Linked DNA regions of Homo sapiens: region 1 is linked to region 2. Evidence: chromatin loops called from intact Hi-C (ENCODE). Cell type or tissue: CD14-positive monocyte. All regions are shown on one strand. Each heading gives the region's core, and the rest is flanking DNA. Links, peaks and the distances in the headings are about the cores only. Region 1 overlaps PIK3R1 (phosphoinositide-3-kinase regulatory subunit 1). Region 2 has its middle 140 kb from the start of LINC02219.

Evidence for each region. Peaks named below come from ENCODE experiments on the same cell type or tissue, not always from the same donor. Only the 100,000 strongest peaks of a DNase experiment are listed, where the experiment ranks them.
Region 1: it touches region 2 in a loop (1.9-fold over the local background); 11 of 110 quality-filtered maps call a loop at or near these places.

The regions. Positions count from the first base shown.
Region 1 is chr5:68,221,395-68,229,713 of GRCh38, reverse strand. It overlaps PIK3R1 (phosphoinositide-3-kinase regulatory subunit 1), which reads right to left. Exons shown (of 16, transcript NM_181523.3): 2 at 2,705-3,424. The coding sequence starts at 3,038. Among named protein-coding and RNA genes, the nearest start is that of PIK3R1, 9.8 kb to the right of the region's middle. In CD14-positive monocyte, for the core only: no CTCF peak of the experiment used is centred there; a DNase peak (open chromatin) is centred at 4,373; H3K4me3 peaks cover 500 bases; H3K27ac peaks cover 4,368 bases.
Region 2 is chr5:68,043,272-68,051,614 of GRCh38, reverse strand. No RefSeq gene overlaps it. Among named protein-coding and RNA genes, the nearest start is that of LINC02219, 140 kb to the left of the region's middle. In CD14-positive monocyte, for the core only: no CTCF peak of the experiment used is centred there; a DNase peak (open chromatin) is centred at 4,994; H3K27ac peaks cover 1,065 bases.

The DNA of each region.
Region 1 (8,319 bases), core at 1-8,000, 180 kb before region 2:
ACTCTTGGCCAGAGTCTAAGGACAATTTCCTTTTAAAAACAGAGAGGGCAGCAAGGCTCAGCAGGACACAGACACACAATTGGCATGCAGGCTGTCCTCGCACCCTCTGTCTACCCTGCTGCCCATTAACGAGGTGTGCCAAGTCCACAAAACAAAACTGCATGTGGTTCCTAGACCTGGGGTGGGGGTTGGTGAGGAATAACCTTCTAAATGCAATAAACACAGCATAACATGAAAAACTGGCTAAGTCAGGTGGAGGTGGAGGGTGTTAAAAGGAAAAAAAAAGAAAAGAACTAAAGAATTCAATTATGGTAAGAATAGAACAGAACTATCATTTCTTGCCTTCACACAATTTGTCACTGCAAAAGCTTTTCAAAGAAATACAAACGGAGGCAAAAGAAACTAGTCTCACAGGTTCTAACATATAAAATTTGTCCTTATAACTACTTTCCATATGAATTCAACATGCAACTCATAGGAGCTATTGAATTCTCGCTTCATAGGAATATTTAAATGAGAATACAAGACCAACACTTCTAGAAAATTGAATGTTTAGTATTATACTCCCCACATGACCCCCCCCCAACACTCTCCTTTCAATCTTTCAGTTATTACTAATTTCTCATTTATATTCAGGCTCTAATACTTTTATGCACATTATCATGGGTCTCTTTCTTGAATTCTGCTAAAAATTTTCATTTCACTCCATCTTTCCATGTATTAAAGAAAAATGAAAAAGCTGCTAAAAATCTCAATTGTCATCACATTACATGAGAAAGCAAGCATTATAAAATAGTTTAGGATATAAAAAGAGAAAATGACTTTTCCTATAAGGAAAGACTTGCTTTTCTGTACACCAGAGCCAAAGAAACTTGCACCTGATAGCAATTATCAAATGCAAATTTTGTTTAGAAACTGCTTTTATAAAATTGTTTTGTAACTAATCTTGACAAGGTGCCCTTATTCCACCTTTTAAATAATCTTCTCTAATTCAACTATTTTTATGATTCTGTAAAGCTCTGTATTCTCGGAAAAATTAAATCACTTTTCCTTTGGAATTAGGCTACTGAAGAAAGCGTTTTTAACTTAAAAAAAATAAAAGGTGAAAATATATAACTTGGTGGAGAAAAACGATTACGTATGTATCTTCAATCTGCTAAGTGCTGCAATGGTTGATAAAATCACTTATGTATGTGCGGAGAGTCATGGTTTTTTGATTGATCTGCAAAGAAAAATTAACTTTGGCTTTTGAACAATATAATAAAAGATATTATTTGAACATTATAAAGTATAACATTTATGAAATAAGTATCCCTTTGGGCTGGGTATGGGAAAGAAAAGGGCTTCCCTTCAGGTATCATTAATAAATTCCTTGATTTTAACACAATATTCCCAATCTATTACTACTCAATACTGAAAGGCAGCTCTTACCCTTGCATTCTGTTTCTCTGTTCTCATTGTCTTATTCACTTGTGTTAGAATAAGGCAACATTAAAGAAGGTATAATAGCTTACTAGTGGTATCAGAATCTCTTCCAGAAATATCCTGTGATGCCAGTCAGGTCTCCTCAATATATAACTACTGCAGTTAGGCCCACCCATCTTAAACCATTCCTTCCCATTCCCTTCTTAGACCCTAAGAAAGAAGACTACACAAGAGAAAAAAGAAAAATGCGTGTGATTTACTAGTGAGGAAACCGGTATTTGACAAAGCTGATAACAGCAAAGCTGAGCATAAGGCTTGTCTCTGTGTGAAACCGAACAGAAGATAAACCTTAAAGACACAGCTGTGCCTGAAGCGCAAGTATGGACCATCTCCAATAAGCAATAAGTGGTTTTTGAATGAAGGTGGTTTCCATTTAAGCAAAGTATTCAGTGAATTTTTCTTCCCCCTCATGAAGGCGAACCAGACTATAGGCATTAATGCTACAAATGACACTACCCACAAAGGAAGTGAAATCCCTTTACTTTTATACTAACTATAGGATTGGGTTTCAGCTTTGGCCACAGCGATCCTGGAGAGGAAACCAAGAGGTAGATACCAGGTTATAAAAACAATGGTTTCTTCTCAGCCGAGTTCTGTGGTCATTTTATTACTCTCTACATTTTTCCATACAAATCATGTTAAATATACTTATATTAGACTTACCCTCCACTTTCCCAAAATTATTATTAGATATACACAGGTTGAGTATTCCTTATCTGAAATGCTTGGAACCAGAAGTGTTGTAGATTTCATGTTGTTCTGGATTTTGGAATATTTGCATTATACCCCTTGACCACTGAATCTGAATTCTGGAATGCTCTAATGAGAATTTCCTTTGGGTGTCAAAAAATTTTGGGTTTTTCAGCATTTTAGATTTCATATTTTCAGACTAGGAATACTCCGCCTATAATGCCAATTACAAAAATAAGAAATATAGTAGATGTTTAATTCAATGACAACTATAATAATAGTGTTCAACGACACTCACTAAACAGGTTCTCGGATACTGTGTCCCTATTTTTATAACAACTTCCAACCCCACAAACACAAATTTCTAGTTGTGTAATGATTGACCAAGCTTTTATGCACCACACATCAATTCAGGTGCAGTTGCCAAGGTAACTTCTGCCCAGAACATAACGACTCAACCCAAACTTAAGACTTTTCCTTAAAAAGAAAAAGAAAGGGAGTCATTAAGCAACCACTTATCAATACTGACCTTGTTGTTCAACATCTGCTTCAGTTTTCGAAGAACCTGGTGCAACAGGAAGAGGCCGAGGTGGCCGGGGCTTTGGTGTGGGAGGCGAGATTTTTTTCCTTCCAATATATTCTACGTAAGTTCCCGGAAAGTCCCCCCTTTCCCCTGTGGTTTCATTATAGCCATTTAACCAGCCAATTTCTTCAGGCCTGGCTTCCTGTCCATCACTGAATCCAAGAGCTACTAAGGACCCTTTATTCACAGTCAATATGTCACCCAAGTGCAAGTCAATATCTTCTTCTCTTTCCTTTTTATAATCATACAGCGCTCTGTACTGGTACCCCTCAGCACTCATGTTTGCAAATCTGCTACCATGCAACAGTTGAGCCTGGTTGTACAGAGCAGTCTGATTTTACGTTTTTATGAAAAGTGAATTCAGAGAATGTGTTAGAATTCCTATTATGTGTCCAGCAGAGGACAAAGGACCACTCTCCAAAGGTTTAAGAGGAGAGGTGACTGGCCATACGGCTGTCCATCTGTCCTCCATCAATGGTGTGACCGAAGACAGGGCTCCACTTCCTCTGCGTGCCACAGTCCTCTCACTGGCTTCCTTTTCAGCAACTTGTCAACACTTTGAATCCAGGCTGACTCTCACAGCGAGGCCCAATCCTTTCTGACACTTTTGTCACACTGTCCATCTGTCGTCTGATTGTACCGTGGCACTCCACACACGAGCTTCACCTAGGAATGAAAAAAACGAGACTTAAGAATGAACAGCACACTTTGCCATCTGTGTTAATTGGAATTTCTACTTCCATTCAACAAGTACTTAATCGATTTGGCAGACAGACACAGGCCAGTGTGCTATTGCTTGACACAACAGAGATTAGTAAGGCAGTCCCTGCCTTCTAAGAACACCGGGCGGGGGCAGAGGGGAGGAGTGTCGGCATGAGGCAATGTCTTAGCGATAATGTGACATTATCGCTGATAATGTGGCTCAGAGTACACAGAGCCACAACACTAGTACATGTCATAAGAGAGGCAGAAACTAAACACTGCAGGGTTCAAACGAGGGAGAAAGCACACTAACTGCAGGAATCTGAAGACAGAATGGCATGTGTGGTCGGACGCTAGTTACAGAAGTGACCAAGAAAATGTCATATTCTGAGAAGAGCTAGAACAGGCAGTCCAATCCGTCTGGAGCCAAAGAGGGAGCAGTGGGATTGGGGTTAGAGATTTAGGTAGGGGCTGTAGGACATCACGCATGCCCATGCTGAGTTTGTGAGTAATTCAGCCCACAGTGTGGAACACGGAAAGGGCTTGGTGAAAAGTGAGCAACGGGATCAGAGCTGCACTCCAGGAATATCAATCTAACCACAGTGTGCGAGAAAGGTGTGTTGCAGAGGTCTGGCCAAGAGGTAGTGAGGACACAAACCAGGGTGGCAGCAGCAGGTGTGGAAAGGGGAGGAGTGAAATAAACACTGCAGAGAAAGAACATGTGGGATGTGGCAAATGCTTAAATGTGCGGCGAGAACGAGAGGAGCAAAGGGTGCCTGATCCTGCATTAATGAGAGTTTGGAGCACTATCAGGCAAAGAGAAGCCAGGTGACCTGATGGGCTGACGGTGATTCTGGGCACCCCTGTGCAAGTGTGCTAGTGGCTGATGAAACCCTGGTCTGTGATTCAGAAGAGGAAACATGCTAGGGATTTGGCAATCGGCCACAATTAGGCAAGGCTGAATTCAATGGAATGGAAGAGCTCACAAGGACAAATCAAAAGTTAAAAAAAAAAAAAAATGATCCAAGGGCCAAATAGTGAAGTTCAATGTATGTAACTGAGGAAGGAAAGTCAAGGTTTAGAGACAACATCCCAAAAACAAGGAAGAAGAGTTCAAGTAGGAAAATGTGATCCCTAAGACTAAATCCTGCAAAGGCATCCAGACAGGAGAGACTGAGTCAAGGCTAAATAATTTGGGGCTTCGCCCATGATGGAATCATCACGCAGATTCCAGTCCAGCAGTGAGGACAGCAACAACATCTTAAGGAGTTAAAAAATATTAGAGAGGAAGTAGCAATGGTTGCTACAGACCACTCTATAAAGACAGCTTGATGGAGGAAATGTGAAATGTAAGTGTTTTTCTTTTTTGTTCTTAAACATAGTGGAGGCAAGGGAATTAGAGAGTTACTAAGTCAGAGTAGATGGCTGAGAACGGCATGTACACATATACACTTTGTACTCCAGGCATTTCTCAATGTTATCTTTATTATAAAGAGTAAAAGCCACCCAAAGGTTTCAGTTAAGCTGGCTGCACAATAAAGCAATAAAAACAATAGCCACACAATTTCAGTGGGCTATATCAAAGAGAGCTTTTATAAGTTTTAAAGAGTGGAACACTTTAGAAGTTTAATATTACAGGCACTCGTCAGTGGAGGCATCTTAAGAAGCAAAATCTAATCATAGATTAATTGTTATGTTGGCATTCAGAAGTGTAAAGTATTCAACTTTACATGGGTAAAGCCTCTTAGCTGTAATACAATAACACACTTAGGAGAGTTACATATTAAAAGAAGCAAAAACAAACACTGGAAGTCTTTGTGGAGCAAGAATATTAATTGGGGATAGTACTCTACTTCGCATTTCAGTTGTCGGAGAAAAAAATCAAAGCAACCAATAGAGCATATCAGAAAAATAAGCTATATTATTTGTTTAAAGAAAGCCTTTCCTTTTGAAAGATCCAGAATCAAATTGAATATTCACTGCATAAATTCACATGAAAATGTAGAACTAGCAAATCTCATTTTTAGTACTAATGTACTCTGTACAAAAGAGACAGAGACCTCTAAAGAACATGAACATTTACATATCCCTAAATGCTTAGAAACCAGGCAATGTGCCTAAGAATAATTTAATTCCTCCAAATCTGCCTTGAAATTTTTGTTAGCTTTTCCTGGCAATGTATGTCTTTTAGGGGGGAAAAAAAAATCCTCAACCAGTAGGCTGGGTAGATCTTTATGCCAGCTGCTTCCTAACACTTCCTTTATTCCAGCCACCCAGTGGGCCAGTTTGGTGGGATTCTTAATAGAATGGGAAGTATAATGAACAAACTCTTCCCCATCTTCAATCCTCCAGGAACCATCAAGCAAGCCCCTGCTCACAGCTTACCTCTGAAGCTGTTCCTTGCCAGGGGGCTCTGTATTAAGAAAAGGCTCCAGGACTTGTCAAGGTTTTACAAACCTAAAAGCTGTGCTTGAGTCTGCCTGAGGCTAAATTTGTGCAAAGGGAAATAGAAACCTAAGGAACATGATGACTTTTAGAGGCTAGACACCAGAGAGGCAATCCCTGTCTGAAGTGACAGAGAACTAAAGGTCTCTACAAATTCTCTCTCCCTTGCCACCTGTAAGAAGAACCTTACTTTGTGGGTAAGAAGAACCCTGTGCAGAACTCTGGGTCCTCATCTGATAAAAAGAACCACAAATCTTCTATGACTCTAGGATGGTAAATAGAACACACCATTTCTGTCTTCTGAGACCCCAAAGTAAGGCCAGGAAGATGGATACAAACAGGGCATCCATCCATTGATGCAGACGTTAATTCAAGGCCAGCCATTAGTCAGTGTCAATTAAGTGGTCTGAGGGCAATGTTGTGGAAAAAAAAAAAAAAGGAGAGCAGTCAAGTCATTGGGGTGGGGACTGGACAGCATGGTGATAAGATGTAGAGAGCCCTTAGCTAGACAGAGAAGGCAGCCACCCCTACTCTTTTGCACATTGTACACTTTCTCCTGACTGCCATGTCCATTTTGACGTCTGTCATTCTTGAGGACTGAATGGGTTAATCCACATAAAACTCCGGTTAAGTATTGGGTGATGATGATGATGATGATGATGATGATGATGATGATGATGATGATTGAGTTTGTACACATATAGCTCCCAATTAGTATTAGATGATATGATGATGCTGACTATATATAGTTATATACAGTCATATATATATAGTCATATATATAGTCATATATGTATGTGTGTGTGTGTGTAGATAACTATATAAAAACAGGTACTATCAGTAGTCTCACTTAACATAGGACAGAAAATATCTCTGTCACGATAATACTTAGCAATTGCGAAGAGGAACTAGAATTCAGATCCAGGCAGTCTAGCTCTGTAAGTCCCATTTTTAACACCTCCAGCATCTACTGCCTGAACTCAACTTGCTTTGGTGTGGATGATGCAGGTTCGTGGCCTGCACAAGCTGATCACTCCAATTAACCTTAACTGTCTGTCTGCCTCTTTAACTCTCTCAGACAGCGGCTTTACTGATAGTGTATGTGGCTCTTTCACACTACCTGCACACACAAAAAAGCTATTTTAACTCGGCAGTTCCATCAACTCCAAAACCCAGCATCTCAGCCATGCAAATTTTCTTCCAAAGAGACTTCATTAAAATGTGTCCCTGCGAAAGAAGTCCATAAACTAGTGAATAAAAGAATACTGGGCACACCACTTCTGGAAGGCTGCCCACTTCTGGAATCCTGCCTATTTCTGCTCTATGAGCTTCGCTTCTGCCACCTGTATCCTTAGCACCTCTGCCTCCTGCCACTATCCCAGGCCCCTCCACTGAACAATTTCCAATAACCCAGCTCCTCCTTAGGGGGATATGGCACTGCCACAAGGACTGTCACATCTAGAGGACTGGGAAGTTCTCTTTTCTCTCATCCTCAAATTCTTCACAGTACTGCAGAAGACCCAGCAGCCTGAGGTATTTGGTAATACCTGTGTAACCACCACCCCTACCGAGATCGACCTGGAGCCTAAACTATCCAAATCAACAGGATTTTTCCTCAGATTCACTCTATCATGCCTCTATTCTCTTTTGCTACATATACCTGCCCACTAAACTATTTTTACCCAGTTCTGACATGATTATTCACATAGCAAAGGCTTTTTATATGTAGATAACATTATCTACAATGTAATATTTTCAAATAACCAAGGCAGTTTTGTGATATAGGCTCCAAGCTAGTGCATGCATAAGTTATTGTAACAAAGGGTATAAAGGAATCCTACGAACAAGTAAACTAACTTACTCTTATATAATATCATATGCAACAGTTCAAAATTTTAAGGAATTTTTCTCCAGTCTTTCAATCCTTCTAATGACTGCCTGCAATCCCATTAATCAGAAGCATATTTTCTGTCCCTGCTAACATACAGAGAAATTCTCTTTCTATTCCCCAAAATAAAATTGTTTCTGATGTTTGACAAATAGCAATCCACAGCTACTTAACGTACAACTGCTGTAAAGTAGATTTTCTGTGTAACCCTCTAACCTATAGGCATTTTGGCAAAGAGCCAAACAAAAAAGCCCTCTCTGACTTTGTTGAGTTACTCCATTCTCCATTTAGAAATGACAAGAATTTGGAGAACTTGATGGACAGGCAGGAATACAGGATATTTTTAAATCACATTAAATTAATCAAGAATATATCCAAGTCATGTGATTCTATCTCCCAATGAAATTAGCAGTTAGGCATTGGATGGCAGCACGAAATGGGTCTTCAACCAAGGCAGGAGGGTATGGAAGGGTTCCTGGGCCCACAGCCCATATCTCTCTACAGTCCATCTTTTTAACTTCAGTGT
Region 2 (8,343 bases), core at 149-8,148:
GATGAGGTCAATAAATTATTATTTTTAAGTTGAAAAAAATTATGATTTTTTTTTTCCCTGATGGAAATGACCACTCTTGAGGGGTTTTCAGTTAACTATTTATCATCAGAATTTTGAATGGAGAAAATCCAGGGCAAATATTTTTGATAGGGTAAAGAAAAGCCAAATTCTTGGAATACATTACAATGTGGGCAGACTGATGGAGAAAGCAGCCTTTGGGTGGCGGGATTAGCAGGAAGTCAATATGAACCTGCTGGATATGGACAGGACTGTGTGTGTCGGGAGTAGGCGGCAGAGGAGTGGACCCTAAAGAGGACTCTCCCCTGCTTCACGCCAAGGGTAGATCCTCCTCAAGAGTACAGAAGACTCCACCCTAACAGGTTAGAATCTAATTTGTATGTCTACCTTTTGTTTGTTTGTTTGTTTTGTCAGCTAACTAGTCAATCAATATGTATTTGTTAAATATCTCCTAATCTCTTGTCTAATTCACCTTTGTGTTTCACTTAGGTTTCCAAGACATGACAATGGTAGTTTTCTATAACAAAGTTTTCTTTCTTCCCTGTAGTGTCAGGTTTCCCCTCAACTCTCCATCTGGTTTTGTTACCTTTCTTTCAAGTTTAAGTGTCAGTTGGATCAAAAGAGTTAGCAATTGTCATATTTTCTGCTACACTCACCTGAGACCCACCTAGTTATCCAGAACTGGGATTCCTTTTAAACAGGGGGCTCACTGGGCCCCATCTTACTCTCACTGTGGGAGAAGGGAGCATATTACTTCTATTCATCCATCTAACCTTCCATCCAACCAATTAATATTTATCTAGTACCTACTTTGCAGCAGGCATTGTTCCTGGCACTTGGGGATTCCACAGGAAACAAGATGGTCATGGCTTCTGCTCTTAGGAATACTACATTGTAGTGGAGAAGATAGATAATAAACAAGTAAAACAGAAATTCAAACGATCATGATGAGTGAAATGAAGACAATGCATAGGATGTTGAGACACAGAATAACAAGGAAAGATACGGATGGCATTTTCTTGGTATAGGTTGACCAGAGAAGGCTTCTGCATTTATAAGCTTATCACTTCCCCACTGGAAGTTATGTTACACGCCATCCTGGTGAAGTGGGTGGGGAATGGTACTCTGTCTGGTATCTGCTGTATTATTTGTCCCTAGATGCTCCAGAGCCTTTCTGTGAGGTGAGAGTGAGACCTGGACATATAATTATATTGATCTAGTCTGAGGTAAGGTAATGAGAATTTAGTAAGAGTAGTAATCTAATAGAATACCTCTCGATAGGATGAGTATTTTCCCTCTGATGCCTGGGCAATCTGGAATCCCGTGGAGTTCTTCCAGATTTCCCCTGGCCCAGGAATTCTGTCCTGGGCTATAGGGCAGGGCACTGGAGTTCAGCCTTAGTGGAAAAGGTGAACATTGGTTGAGTGTTTAAAAATTACATTAATTATAAATGCTAAATATTCAGCCAGAAGGATTTTAATTGCAAAGGGTACTGCAAATTAGCATAATCTGATGGTAACTTGTCAATGTGGGCATTAACAAATTGCCCCTCACCCTCAAAGTTATGTAACAGCAAAACCAACCTACCTGACCAATGCCAGCATTTGTAATGAAACATATATCACACATATATCACACTCGGTGATGTTGAGGGAAAAATAATACTTGCATGACAGATAACTAAATGTCAATCAAAATAAACACCAAGGTCCAAGATACGCTGGAAATTCAAATACACAGCAATGAAAGACTTTTGCTGCAAATGAAACAAGAGCCACATGAATGGCATGACAGAGAAGTTTATGGAAAGTATATTTTGAAGAAAAACCTCTTCTCATTGAAGTTACAAATGCCAGGGACCCCACATGCACGGAGGTGGAACAATACCTGTTATTTTTAGGTACTTTGTACATTTCGGCGTATTTAACGCATGCTTCTGAATTGAGTAGGGCAAAGATTGCCAGAGGATCTGTGTAATTTAAACAGTTAATTTGGGTAAATTTACTGGTAAATACTATTGGCTGACATTTATCTCTATCCTATCCCCTGAGTGCCACCTAGTACAGCGAGGGCTTCTCCCAGTCCCTCTGGATTAGAGAACAGCAAAGGCAGTGCCTTGAAAAAGTTTACAGTTCAGTTCAACCCACCCTGATCTAATCATGGTCTCACAGTGGGTAAAATTACCCCTTCCTGTGAAGTGAAGTTTAAATATCTCAGCTGTATTTCTGCTTGATTCCTTATTTAATGTAACTCGGCTTGTGTTAGTCTTTGTAATGGCTCTAAACCTTAATCACTCCCATCTGTTAAATATTACACGGTAATTTGGTAGTGAAAGAGTACTAGGCTAGGAGCCAGTTTGATTCTAGTCCTAGCTTTGTCACTAATTAGCCGTGTGACTCCAATGAGTTGGTTCATCTCTGCCTTGGTTTACGATCTCCCCATCATCAACCTAAGCTTTCTCTACTCCTCTATGACCTTCCCAATTAGTAGGGAGAAGAGGCAGCTCTAAGAAAGTGCATTGAGACTTCACATCTAAGGAAGTGGAGGTGGAGATGAGAGGAAAGGAAATCATTCTCCTCTCAACCCAGACACACAAGCCTGCTTGTGCCTGGATCTTTTTCCCACCTGGTGTAATGAAACACACATCCCTGTTCCTATCGAAACCCTGATCTTCCATTTGGGCTTTAAGTCCATCCTCTTAGCCCTCTCAAATACTCTTTGGTTATCTGCTTTTCTGCTTTCAGCTTTCCTCTCTCCTGCATCTCCCCAAAATCTTCCTTGTCCCACACGCCCTGCGAGTTACTGCTGCACTTCTCAGCTACCCATTTGCAGTCTGCCTTCTTTAAGGTGTGGTCCACATAGGCTGCCTGTTACAGCCTGAAACACACTTCTGTGACCTCTGCCCTGCTAGGTCAGCCTCTTCCCCATTTTCTCCAGTGCTTTTTCACAACTTAATATTCTGTAAGTAGTCATGACATTGTATGCTCTTATGCCAAGTAGTCTTCACCTTTGAGTGTAGTAGTGTAATTTGATGATATTTTTTCCTGTACGATTTTCTGTATGTCCTGGAATTAATGCAGTAGTTCCCTATTATCCACAATTTTGCTCTGTTGGGAGCAAGCCCCCCAAAATCTGGCCATAAACTGGCCCCAAGACTGGCCATAAATAAAATCTCTGCAGCACTGTAATATGTCCATAATGGCCCTAATGCCCAAGCTGGAAGGTTGTGAGTTTACGGGAATGAGGGCAAGGAACACCTGGCCTGCCCAGGGAGGAAAACTGCTTAAAGGCATTCTTAAGCCACAGACAATAGCATGAGCGATTTATGCCTTAAGGGTGCGTTCCTGCTGCAGTTAACTAGCCCAACCTATTCCTTTAATTTGGCCCATTCCTTCGTTTACTAAAAGGGATACTTTTAGTTAATTTAATATCTATAGAAACAATGCTAATGACTGGTTTGCTGTTAATAAATACTTGGGTAAATCTCTGTTTGGGGCACTCAGCTGTGAAGGCTGTGAGACCCCCGATTTCCCACTTCACACCTCCATATTTCTATGTGTGTCTTTAATTCCTCTAGCGCCACTGGGTTAGGGTCTTCCCGACCTAGCTGGTCTTGGCATTGCTCTCTGGGATTTTGCTTTCTGTTATCCACAGTCCAATGTGGTCTGAAAGTATTAAATGAAAAGTTACAGAAATAAACAACTCAACCATTTTATTTATTTAAAAAATAATTTCAACTGTTATTATTGATTAAAGGGTACATGTGCAGATTTCTTGTATGGGCATATATATGACACTGAGGCTTGAGGTCCCAGTGATCCCATTACCCAGGCAGTAAGCATAATACCCAACAGGTGGTTCTTCAGCTGACATCCCCTTCTCTCCCTCCACCATCTTAGTGGTCTCCACTGTCTATTGTTCCCATGTGTATTCAATGTTTATCTCCCACTTATAAGTGAGAAAATGCAGTATTTGTTTTTTTGTTCCTGTGTTAGTTCACTTAGGATAATGGACTCCAGTTCTATCCATGTTGTTGCAAAGGACATATTTCATTCTTTTTATGGATGTGTAGTACTTCATGATGTATATGTACCATATTTTCTTCATCCAATCCACTGTTAATGGGCACCTAGGTTGATTCCATGTCTTCACTATTGTAAATAGTGCTGCAATGAACATGTGGGTGAATGTGTCTTTTTGATAGAAGAAAGTATTTTCCTTTAGGTATACACCCAGTGGTGGGATTGCCCGGTGGAATGGTAGTTCTAAGTTCATTGAGAAATCTCCAAACTGCTTTCCACAGTCACTGAATTAGTTTGCATTCCCACTTACAGTGTAAGAGCATTCCTTTTTCTCCACAGCCTTGCCAGCATCTGTTGTTTTTGAGTTTTTAATAACAGTCATTCTTACTGTTGTGAGATGGTGTCTCATTGTGGTTTTGATTTGCATTTCTCTGACAATGAGTGATGTTGAGCATTTTTTATATGTTTGTTGGCCACTTGTATGTCTTCTTTTGAGAAGTGTCTGTTCATGTCCTCTGGCCATTTTTAAAAATTTAACTTTTATTTTAAGTTCAGGGGTACATATACAGGTTTGCTATATAGGTAAACTTGTGTTAGGAGGGTTCGTTGTATAGACTGTTTTGTCACCAATAGCCTAGTACCCATTTATTATTTTTCTCGATTCTCTCCCTCTTCCCAGCCTCCCACCTCTGGTAAGCCCTAGCGTCTGTTGTTCTTCCCATGTGTCCATGTGTTCTTATCATTTAGCTCCCACTTATAAGTGAGAACATGTGGTATTTGGTTTTCTGTTCCTGTGTTCGTTTACTAAGATAATGGCCTCCAGCTTCATCCATGTTCCTGCAGAGAACATGATCTTGTTCTCTTTTATGGTTGCATAACAACTCATGTGTTTTAAATTGCATGCCCTTCTGAGTAGTGTGATGAAATCTCAAACCATGTCCCTCCGTTCTGCGCTGGATGTGAATCATTCCTTTGCCCAACGTCTCCATGCTTTCTACATTCCCTGCCCATTAGTCACTTAGTAGCCGGCTCAGCTATCAGATTCACTGTCATGGTATCCAGTGCTTGCATCCAGGTAAATCTGATTTTACTTGACTATGGCCATAAGTGCAAGAGTTGTGATGCTGCTTTGGGAGGCCGAGGCAGGTGGATCACCTGAGGTCAGGAGTTCGAGACCAGCCTGGCCACCATGGTGAAACCCCGTCTCTACTAAAAACACAAAAACTAGCTGGGAATGGTGGCATGCACCTGTAATTCCAGCTACTTGGGAGGCTGAGGCACGAGAATTGCTTAAACCTAGGAGACAGAGGGTGCAATGAGCTGAAATTGTGCCACTGCACTCCAGCCTGGGCAACAAAGCAAGACTCCATCTAAAAAAAAAAAAAAAAAAAAGAGTTGTAATGCTGGCAATACAGATATGCCAAAGAAAAGCAAGCTAGGAAGTGCTTCCTTCAAGTAAAAATGTGAAAGTTTTAATAAGGAGAGTAAATGTATCATATGCTGAGGTTGCTAAGATCTAAGGTAAGAACAAATCTTTTATCTATCAAATTGTGAAGAAGGAAAAAGAAACTCATGCTAGTTTTGCTGTCACACATGAAACATCAAAAGTTATGGCCACAGTGCATAAGTGCTTAGTTAAGATGGAAAAGGAATTAAGTTTGTGGGTGCGAGACATGAACAGAAATGTATTATGATTGATGGCAATCAGGTTCTGTACTATTTGTGGTTTCAGGCATCTACTGAGGGTCTTAGAACATATCCCCCATGGATAAGGAAGACAACTGTAATGACTTTAAAAATTGCATAATTTTCTATGCCTCATTACTATTTTTTTTTCCGCGGTGACCCAATGGCATGGTAAACCACCCTCTAATGTTTCCCATACTTTCGGTGCATTTGTTCCATTTTGTTTTTCCTGGACACCACTGTCTGGGAACCCTCCATTTCTTTGTTGTTTTGCTCTAGTCTGAATGTGTTGCCCTCTAGGCCTGCTACTCAGCTGTCATCTTGGGACTTCCCTTGACCATTGCTAGATGACATAAATGTGATTCAAGAAATTTTATCTGGCAGCCGCTTGTGGGACATATTGGAGCCAGGAGAGATGGCAGCATGAGGACAAATTCAGAGGACTTTGGAATGAGCTCCTGCTTGAGATAATTAGAACTTCAAATATATGCTTATCAGTGAAGCAGAGACTCCTTTCTGGTTCAGTGATAGCATGTCTAAAAAAATAATAATAACATTATTATTAAATATTATTCTAGCTAGCTAGAATCCAGGTCCAATGATGGGAGCAGAGTCACTCTGAGTGTTATAGGATAAGAGATGTACCTCCTGGCTAGATTTTGTGCAGCTGTGGGAGGTGAAGGGCAGCTGCTGCTGGTCAATCCTAAGAGCCAGGCACATCCAGCCACTGAAGTGCTATGGTGAGGGGTATAGGAAACGTCTGTGAGTTCTCAGCCTAATGTCTGGTGATTGGCTTAGGGCCACTGCTGGTCAATGGGGTCAGGAATCTGGAAGAAGGGCTGGGGAGCAAAGAAGAGCCAGGAGAATCTGGATCTGCCTGACATCTTTGAGTCTATCTGCCACTTCTACTAACCACCATGACCTCCAAAGAACAGTGGCTGCAGCTGTTCTTCTGCCTCTAAAATCTCAACACCTTTTGGTGAACTCTCACCAGGAACATTTAGATGAAGGTAATACAGTTCCTGCTAAACCAAACTGATAACCAATCGTTAGGGGCTGAATTGTGCTCCTCATCTTCCCAAATTCATATGTTGAAGTCCTAACCCCCAGTACCTCAGAATGTGACTATATTTGAAGACAGGATCTGCAAAGAGCTAATTAAGGTTGGATGAGGTTCACAGGGTGGGCCCTAATCCAATATGATTGGTATCCTTAAATGAAGAGTTGGTTAGGGCAGAGACAGGCACAGAGGAAAGACCATGTGAAGAGACATTGAAAGACGGTCATCTACAAGCCAAGGAGAGAGATATCCTAGAAGATATCAGCCATACTGACACCTTGATCTCAGATTTCCAGTCTCCGGAACTATGAGGAAATACACTTCTGTTGTTTAAGCCACTCAGTCTGTGGTACTTTGTTAGGGCAGCCTTAGCAAACACATACACTGATCAATCCAGCACGACGCCTTACATTTACATATTGCTTTGTACATTGCAAAGCATTTCAATATTTTTTTAAATTAAATTAAATTTAAAGTTCCAGGATACATATGCAGGACATGCAGATTTGTTGCATAGGTAAACGTGTGTCATGGTGGTTAGCTGCACCTGTTGACCCATCATCAATATGTTAATCATCGCAAATGTTGATAACATAGCTAACACTCATACAGTGTTACTATGTGCTAGGCAATGTTCTGAGCACTTTATATATCAGGGATGTCCAATCTTTTGGCTTCCCTGGGCCACCCTGGAAGAAAAAGAATTGTCTTGGGCCACATACAAAATACACTGACACCAATGATAACTGAGGAGCTAAAAAAAAAAAAAAAATCACAAAAAATATCATAATGTTTTAAGAAAGTTTATAAATTTGTGTTGGGCCACATTCAGAGCCATCATGGGCCACATGTGGCCCACAGGCTGCGGGCTGGACAAACTTGTTATGTATATTAACAAGTTTAATCCACACAATAGCACTGTGAGACAGAGCTGCCTATCTGTGCCCTAATCAACTCTTCATTTAAGGATACCAATCATATTGGATTAGGGCCCACCCTGTGAACCTCATCCAACCTTAATTAGCTCTTTGCAGATCTTCAAATATAGTCACATTCTGAGGTACTGGGGGTTAGGACTTCAACATACGAATTTGGGAAGATGAGGAGCACAATTCAGCCCCTAACGATTGGTTATCAGTTTGGTTTAGCAGGAACTGTATTATCCTCATCTAAATGTTCCTGGTGAGAGTTCACCAAAAGGTGTTGAGGTTTTAGAGACAGAAGAATAGCCGCAGCCACTGTTCTCTGGAGGTCATGGTGGTTAGAAGAAGTGGCAGACAGACTCATCTCCATTTCACAGATGAGAAAAATGAAGTACAGATAATTCAACTAACTTGCTTGAAATCACACAGCTTGTAAGTATTGAAGCCAGGATCCAAACCCTGGCAGTGTAACCCCCTTCTCTTTCTTGCCCTGGACTCTTTCTGGCCTTCCTGGCACCTGACCTTTCTTTCCATTTATATGGCATCACTGTTTACACACACTTCTCAGGCTCAGTCTCCCCTTTTGTGGGTCATGAATCTAATTTCTTTGTCCTCTTGGTGGGTCTCTGCTTTT